Linked DNA regions of Homo sapiens: region 1 is linked to region 2. The links are chromatin contacts, found by Hi-C in ENCODE. All regions are on one chromosome and are shown on one strand. Each heading gives the region's core, a stretch centred on a gene start or an enhancer-like site at or near the end of the contact. The rest is flanking DNA. Distances are from core to core; before and after follow the strand shown. Region 1 holds the start of NAB2 (NGFI-A binding protein 2). Region 2 holds the start of CD63-AS1 (CD63 antisense RNA 1).

Evidence for each region. A loop is a pair of places that touch in the nucleus more often than their neighbours do. Pooled maps may share reads with other maps.
Region 1: a loop to region 2 is called in a map of gastrocnemius medialis, with 4 times the contacts of the local background. The contact joins the promoter of NAB2 here to the promoter of CD63-AS1 in region 2. A Hi-C loop is called at or near these places in 1 of 168 maps with a recorded cell type or tissue (gastrocnemius medialis), 1 of 37 single-sample maps with no recorded cell type and 10 of 50 pooled maps.

The regions. Positions count from the first base shown.
Region 1 is chr12:57,086,546-57,090,585 of GRCh38, forward strand. NAB2 (NGFI-A binding protein 2) reads left to right here and starts at 2,569. Exons shown (of 7, transcript NM_005967.4): 1 at 2,569-2,809. The coding sequence starts at 2,727. It also overlaps a transcript of NEMP1 not described here. RefSeq lists silencers at 771-920, 1,101-1,160, 2,161-2,780 and an enhancer at 1,841-1,890.
Region 2 is chr12:55,727,844-55,731,727 of GRCh38, forward strand. It overlaps CD63-AS1 (CD63 antisense RNA 1), which reads left to right and starts at 1,251. Exons shown (of 2, transcript NR_183514.1): 1 at 1,251-1,512; 2 at 1,819-3,009. It overlaps CD63 (CD63 molecule), which reads right to left and starts at 1,166. Exons shown (of 8, transcript NM_001780.6): 1 at 1,110-1,166; 2 at 433-509. The coding sequence starts at 498. RefSeq lists silencers at 563-862, 1,133-1,512 and an enhancer at 992-1,598.

The DNA of each region.
Region 1 (4,040 bases), core at 1,319-3,818, 1.4 Mb after region 2:
CACCTGTCTCTTTATGTTTTTCTATAGTTTCCCATGGTCTCCGTCTTTGTCTTTGCCTCTTTCCCTTTGCTACAGGCTGGAAATTCCTTGTTCTCAACGGAAGGGAGTAGGAGGGGAGTTGGGGGTGGCAGGAGTGGGCGGGAAGAACAGACATCTCGGCAGCTCTGGCTGCGGGCTGCGGGGGCGCTCTGGGCCTCTGGCGGGCCCTGACAAGTCAATGATTTTTTAAATAGGGGCTCATACACAAACCTAGAGAGAGAGAGGAACACAGATATACAAGTGGATATAAAGAAACATATAAATACATAATCTCGGGTACAGAGACACAAACTGGCAGTAGCGTCTTAAATATGCTTAGCATTCTACAATTTAGAGAGTTTTCCCGTACATTCTCTCATCCGAATCTCACGACAATCTTGAGAAACAAGGGCACAAAGACACAAACACCCGGTAGTTTCACTCTCACACACGGGTTCGCACCCGGACCCCCGCTGGCTCCCCTAGGGGAGTGGGCAGGCCCCTTCTGCGGAATTTCTCTTCCCTCGTCCCTCTCTGGCCGAGCACCCCCTCTCCCAGGACCCGGGAGCGGAGAGCTCAAAATCGGCTCCTCCCTCCCCCTCTTTCCCGGATCAGGACCGGGACCCGGGCGCCCCGCGCCCAGTAGGTTGCCGCTCACTTGCTCACGCCCTACTCCGCCTCCTCCTTGGGCGGGCGTCTCCCTCCAGATCCTAAGGCTCAGCGCCGCCCCAAGGGGGCCGGGGTGGGAGGGAGGGGGGCGCCTCGAGCAGAGGCTGCGTGGGCGGAGGATGTGCGTCACGGGGAGCGTGGGCTGGGGGAGGGAGGGGGCACGTGGAAACCCGGGGCCAGCGGCTGGCAGCCCGGGATCCAAAATAACCTGAGGTGGGGGGGGAGGGGTCGCCCACACCCCGTACGGGGTCGGGAGCGTCCCCAGGGGAGCCCGTCTAGCCGCACCCTCCAGTTGCGGGGCGGGGGACTGGGAGACGGGACTCTGCTCGTTCCCACCACCCCCACTGTGTTTGGCGCTTAATAGGTTGGAGAAGAGGACCTGAGCAACTGAAATCCTCCCACCAACAACGCGCTCCTTCTCCCCGGACCCCACAAGGCGGAAAGGTCTCCTCGCTAGGCCACATTGTAAAACCAGCCCCGGTCCACGGCCTCCACGCCCCGCCATGCCCCACCCCAGCCCCTCAGAAGTGCGGACAGAGAGGCGGGGCGGGGCTGAGATTCCGGACTAGGGGAAACCTCACCTGTGGCCAGTCCGCTCGCTTTCCCCGGCCCCCACCCCCCCTCCTTTCCCTGGGGCTTAGAGTCTATGGGCCGGGCCCTTAGAGCCCCCGCCTCCCCCAACAGCCCTCCCAGCCGTGGGCGGGAGTGCAATGCGAACCAGATGGGGCTAGGAGAAACCAAAGGGGGAGACGGTGGTGGGTTGCAGAGGCGGGGGCTAAGCTCCTTCAAGGCGCTCCTCCTTCCAGCTCCGCCGCAGGAAGTCACGTCGTAGGCTCCCGACCTCTTACTCATCTTCCACTAGACTCTCGGGCGAGGTCCCTAATAGACGGCCCCAGGAAGGGTATCGTCTTTGTCACACAAAATTCCCAGGCAGGGCCTCATCCTCAGCAAACAGAGGACAAGTGGAGGAATCCCTGCCTGACCTACGCGCTGACAAAAGCCGACGCGTCTAATCAACACGCGCACCTAAGTGGTGGCGTGCAGCATAACCCTCCCATTCCTGTTTCCCAAACTTTCCAGGCTAGCATGGAGGCCTGGGTTTCTGAGAGCGACCCCCTCAGATTATTCCATTGGGGCTGAGGAGGGGCGCGGGGATATCTAGGAGATCCCTGCAGAGCCCCACGCTCTCAGGCCCGCCTTAAGTGCACACTATACGGGAGTCAGATGCACGCACAGGAGAAGCCGCACAGCCCAGCCTTCGCTAACTTTTCCCGGCTCACTGCTAACATTCACACGTCCAGCACCACAAGGCCTGAGTATGGGCAACGGGCGTCCCCGTAGTTGTTTAGGCGCGTGTGCACGTCCGTGCGCTTCTGTGTCTTTGTGTACTTGTGCGTGGTTGTGAAACTCCTCTCTCAGCTCGGAGGGGTGGGGGAGAGAAGGAATGTCGCCGGCGGGGCGCTCACGTGGGTACGTGGGCGCCAAGAGGGCCGGCTGTGCATCCGGCGTGGGCGGCACAGAACGACCTCGCCCCGCCCGCTGGGTCCCCAAGCCCGCCCTGCACAGCCGGGCCTCGGTCACCTCGGTCCCCAATTCGGCGCCCCGGCTCTGAATCCCCGCCCCCGCCTCCTGCTCCACACCCCCTCCCCCCCCGTCTCCGCCTCTCCCAGTCTCTAAGCCGCGGCGTCTCCGCGGCCGAGAGGCCCCAGCGCCCGCCTCCCCGGCCCCCGCCCCCACCCCCGCCCCCGGCTCTGCCCACGCCCTCCGCCCGCCAGCCCGGCAGCCAGCGCAGCTCCGGGCCTCGCTCCCTGTGCGTCCTGCGGGGGCGGAGGCGCGGAGAGGCGGCAAGCGCAGCCGGGGAGGGTGGGGGGGCAGAGGCACAGACAGAGGCGCGGAGGCTCGGAGAGAGAAGACGTGGAGGGAGGGACAGAGCCTGGACAGCGGTGGACACGGCATCGTGCGCGGGGAAGAGGGCAGCACGCAGCAGGCGCCGAGCGCCGGGCACCGAGAAGGGCAGCCCGGGTGATCTCCGGCCGTCCATGCACAGAGCGCCTTCCCCCACAGCCGAGCAGCCGCCGGGCGGAGGGGACAGCGCCCGCCGGACCCTGCAGCCCAGACTCAAGTTAGTGGGCAAAGGGAGGCAGCGGGGAGTGGAGATGGGTGGAGCTGGACTTGGGAATGGGGTCCAGAGGGCGGAGGTCGAGGGGAGGACGTGGGGAAGCAGGACGGGGGTGGGGGGTGGAGACTGATGGAAAAGGGGGTGCGTCTTCGAATTAGGGGGCCCTGGGAGCAGGCAAGCATCTGATGAAGCTGGATATGAAAGAGTAGTACCCAAATCTCCATTCCTGGTTTACTCTGTGGGCTCCATCTGGCCTAAGAGCCCCCTGCAAAGAATGTGGGAGCCTCCAAGCACCAGGGGATGCCCTGGAGCTCGAGCTGGCATCAGTGCGGAAGGTGGGGGGACGCTCAGTTGCCTCAGTCCCTCGTTGGCACGGAGCGCGCGGGCCCCCGGTGCCTTTGAGTTAAAGGAGCATCAGCGGGGGAAAGGGGGGGTGACGAGGGAGGCAGGGAGGCCTTAGGCGTTCCTTCCCATATCTGTCCCTTTATTCACAGAGCGGGGAGGGGAGTTTCAGTGTGCAGCCCCTTCATCAAGAGGCCTTGAGCCGCTCCCCCACTCCACTTGAAGATGCGGGTGGAAAATATGGGAGAGGAGAGTAGGCGGGAGCCCCTGGGCGGTTTTCGCCTACAGACGCTACCACTGTGGGAGTGTGTGTGGGCGGAACGGCCCCGGAGCAGAACAATTGCGCCCCTCCCCCTGCCACGGCCCCTGAGCTGAAGGAAAAGGCTGACCGAGGAAGTGGGGAGTGTCACTGCTAGGAGAGGGGCCACTGAGGAGCACTGGGCAGCCTGGAAGGGTGGAGAGGTTCTGAGGGGAGAGAGGAAGCGTGCGTTAAGAATGCTTAACCAGGCCGGGCGGGCCCGGTGGCTCAGGCCTGTAATCCCAGCACTTTGGGAGGCTGAGGCGGGTGGATCACGAGGTCAGGAATTCGAGCCCAGCCTGACCAACATGGTGAAACCCCGTTTCTACTAAAAATACAAAAATTAGCCGGGCATGGTGGCGGGCGCCTGTAATCTCAGCTACTCAGGAGGCTGAGGCAGGAGAATCGCTTGAACCCGGGAGGCGGAGGTTGCAGTGACAGCGCCACTGCACTCCAGCCTGGGTGACAGAGCGAGACTCCGTCTCAAATAAATAAATAAATAAATAAATAAATAAATGCTTAACCCCTGGGAAAAGCTGAGCGGAGAAGAGTAAGGCACCACCTGGCTCACTGAGTGGGAAAGCCAGGGAAGGT
Region 2 (3,884 bases), core at 1-2,500:
TGGGCAGAGCCCTTCCTCACCCCCAAGCGCTGGGAGGAGGGAAAGGGGGAGAGGGGCTGGACAGGGATGAGAGGGTTGGGGAGGGAGAGAGGGGAGAAGGGAGAGCGAAGGGAAGCCCCATGGCGATAGCATCAGGCGGTTGGCTGGTTGCCCCACTGCCCCATATCACAAGTGGTTGGGTCACCAGACAGGAAGGGCCAGGAGGGATGGGGGTAGGGGTTGCTGCACACCCAGGATGGCCATTCTCGGTGGAAACAAGCCTCAGGTGTCCAGGAAAACTGGAGGAGGGAGTGGCTGCGCTGTCTTTCCCTGGCTTTCTTTCCACATCTGGTCTCCAGCTGCCTTAATTCTCATTCCCTCAGCCCTCACCACTGTGGAGCCAGGTCTCCCCGCACCCTGCCGGCGCGCCCCCCAGGACCCCTCGCCACTCACGCAAAAGGCCAGCAGGAGGACGTAGAGCAAGAACTTCACACATTTCATTCCTCCTTCCACCGCCATGGCTGCCGGGCCTGGGGCAGAGGGGAGGGCGGGGGGATTAAAACTGGCCGAAGGGGGACCTCGGTTTCCGGGCTCCCGGCCGGCCCTCGAGGGCTTCCCTTCACGGCCCCGATTCCCGGCCCCTCCCACCCGGAAACCCGCGGTCGGATCCACGTCTCCCAGCCCCCTCTTTACCCGCAGGAGAGGGGTGGGGGCGACGGCCGCGAAGCCCGGACCCCGCCCCGCCGCCTCTGGGGCCCAGGACAGATCCAAGGGCGCCGGCAGGGGCTTGAGCCTGACGCCGACCCTCGGCCCGCCAGTCTCCGGGCGTCAAACACCCTTTCCCCACCCAACACCCAGCCTGGAGAAACGGTCTTCAGCCCAACCCCGACCCCCGCCCCAGCCCCTTTCCCCTGGGCTCTGACCTCCCCGCCCACCAAAAAAAAAAAAAGTGCAGCCAGCACCCCCGCCACACCCTGCCCGGGCCCAGGGAACTTCGAAGCAAAGTTGCTCCAGGGCGGCTGGAGAGCGCCGGACGAGTCTCCGCGGGCCTGGGGCGAGCCCTGGAGGAAGGGACTGCGGGTGGTCTCTCCCAGCCCGCGCCGAAGTCCGCCGGGTCCCCGCGGCCTCACCTGGGCTTCCCAAGGCTGGCTGCGCGTTCCTCTCCCGCCGCGGCTCCGGGGCTCTCTAGCTGCGCCCCCCGGCTCCCGCCCCGCCTGCCGCGCGGCCCCGCCCCGGGCTCCAGCCACGGTCCCCTCCCCCGCCGAGTGGCCGCCGGCCTCCCTCATGTGACGCGGTAACAGCTGCGGCCTGAGTCACTGGGCCCGGCGCGGGGTGGGCCGAGCCCCCCGCCCGGCCAGGGCCACGTGGCCCCTACCCGGAAGAAGGCGCCCACCCCCGCAAAGGGAAAGCCGCAAGGGCAAGACCTCGGGGCGCCTGGGGCCCCCCTCTGGCGCTATACCTCCGTGCCAACTCGGGGTAGGAGAGCGGGGCGGAGCGCAGCCTGGGTCACTCTGGTTCAGAGAAGCGGACGAGGTGGGTGAGAGTTACCCTCTGAGCGCCGGGGCGGAGAGCTGAGGCCGGGTGACAATGTGGTCTGTGAGGTTTCCCCATCCTACCGTAGGGGATGAGCCAGCTCTCTCCTCTGGCTCCAACTCTGTGCAAGCCCCCTCCCCATCCGACTGTGCAGACAGCTGGGGACTGCCTGGGGTCGGGTGGGGCCAGAACAAACACTTCCAGAAAGTCCCTGGCTCACATCCTGGGTGTCTCCCAACATTCTACAGCATTCTAGAGTGGGGATTTCTGGCCCCCCTCTATTAGCACAGCTTCTCCATTTTCCAGGGATCCTAGTCTGAGAAAAGGGGAGGAAGCCCTTCCCCGAAGCCACGCTACCCAGTCAATCAAGACACGTCCGCGTCGGGTCCCGCCCTCTGGGGGAGGATTGACAAGGTCTGTGCTTCCAGCCTCCCAGACAGCTCCTGCATCCGTCTGTGATAGCGAGGGCTTGGGGGAAGACACGAAGGCAGGAGAGGCTTACATCCTCTGGATTTCCCCGTCTTATCCCAGAAGACAAAGCCAGGTGAGGGCTGGAAGCGGGCTAGGGGGATCAAGCTGCCTCCCTCCCTTGTGTGCCAGGGGTGGTCCCCAGAAGGAGCTGATCTGAACAGGCCGGAGAGTAGGACCGGCCGTCACACCCCCACACCTCCAGCCTCGGCCCCACTCCTTGGGCTCTTAAGGTCCTGCCTCAAGAACCACTTCCTGAGTCTTAGTGTATGTGTGTACACAAAGAATGAAAGAAGTCTCTAGAGCTAAAGGAAGGAGATCCGGGCTGGGCTGAGAAGCATCTTCCAGGATCACGGCCTTCCCGCGGGACACACCAAGCCCATTCCGGATCTTGCTCTTCCTGACCATGGCTGGCAGGCTGTGGAGGAGGAGCGGAGAGCAGAAGAAAGGAGTATTCATCAGGTTCCTTATTGTGCTGCCACTAGATGCCAGGCATGTGCTAGGCTTGGGGGCTGCAAGGAGAGGAAGACAGCGGCCCTGCCCTCTGCTAGCAGGCAGAACCGAGTTCTGGCCACACTGTGAAGAAAGGCAGAAGCCTGCGGTGGCAGCTGGTTAAGCTCAGAGGGAGGGAAAGGGAGAGGAGAATGGATTTCACGGAGCAGAAGGATGTGCTCAAGGTGACCTTGGAGAATAAAGGGGAGAGCTCCAGGGACAGAGAAGCAGTCGACTGTGGAAAAAAAAGGAGCATTTTGTAAAGTACATGGCAGGTTGGGGTTGGCTGGCTCAAAGGGCTTGGGACGGATGTGGTGAGATGGGCTGAAGGTGGTCTGAAGATCAAGATTGAGAGACTAGATACATAACAACCAACTGCAATGTTTGGTCCTTCATTGAATGGTTGAACAAACCAGCTGTGAAAGACATTTTGGGACATACAGACATGGACTGAGAATTAGACATAAGAAAATTATTTTGTTAACTGTTATCATGGTTAACAAAACGGTCATATAATATGATTATGTAGAGAAGTTACTCTAGTTTTTCCTCTTTTTTTTTCTTTATTCTCCTATCAGCCAATGCATTTGTTACAGGAAAGGGGTCCCAATCCAGACCACAAGAGAGGGTTCTTGGATCTCATGCAAGAAAGATTCAGGGCGAGTCGCAGTGCAAAGTATAAGCAAGTTTATTAAGAAAGTAAAGTGGTGAAACAACAGCTGCTCCATAGACAGAGTAGGATGTTCCCCAAAGTAAGAGGAGGGGCTAGGCGCAGTGGCTCACCACACCTGTAATCCCAGCATTTTGGGAGGCCTAGGCAGGTGGATCACCTGAGGTCAGGAGTTCGAGACCAGCCTGGCCAACACGGTGAAACCCCGTCTCTACTAAAAATACAAAAAGTAGCTGGGCACAATGATGTGTGCCTGTAGTCCCAGCTACTCAGGAGGCTGAGGCAGGAGAATCACTTGAACCCAGGAGGCAGAGGTTGCAGTGAGCAGAGATCGTGTTGCTGCATGCCATCCTGGGCAACAAGAGTGAAACTCCGTCTCTCTTTTTTTTTTTTTTTTTTTTGAGACGGAGTCTCGCTCTGTCACCAGGGTGGAGTGCAGTGGTGCCATCTTGGCTCACTGCAACCTCCGCCTCCCGTGTTCAAGTGATTCTCCTGCCTCAGCCTCCCAAGTAGCTGGGACTACAGGCACGCACCACTACGCCCAGCTAATTTTTGTGTTTTTAGTAGAGATGGGGTTTCACCATATTGGCCAGGATGGTCTCCATCTATTGACCTCGTGATCCGCCCCCTCAGCCTTCCAAAGTGCTGGGATTACAGGCGTGAGCCACTGTGCCCGGCAAAACTCTGTCTCAAAAAAAAAAAGTAAGAGGAGGAACACATTCACCCTCGGTATAATGCTTGT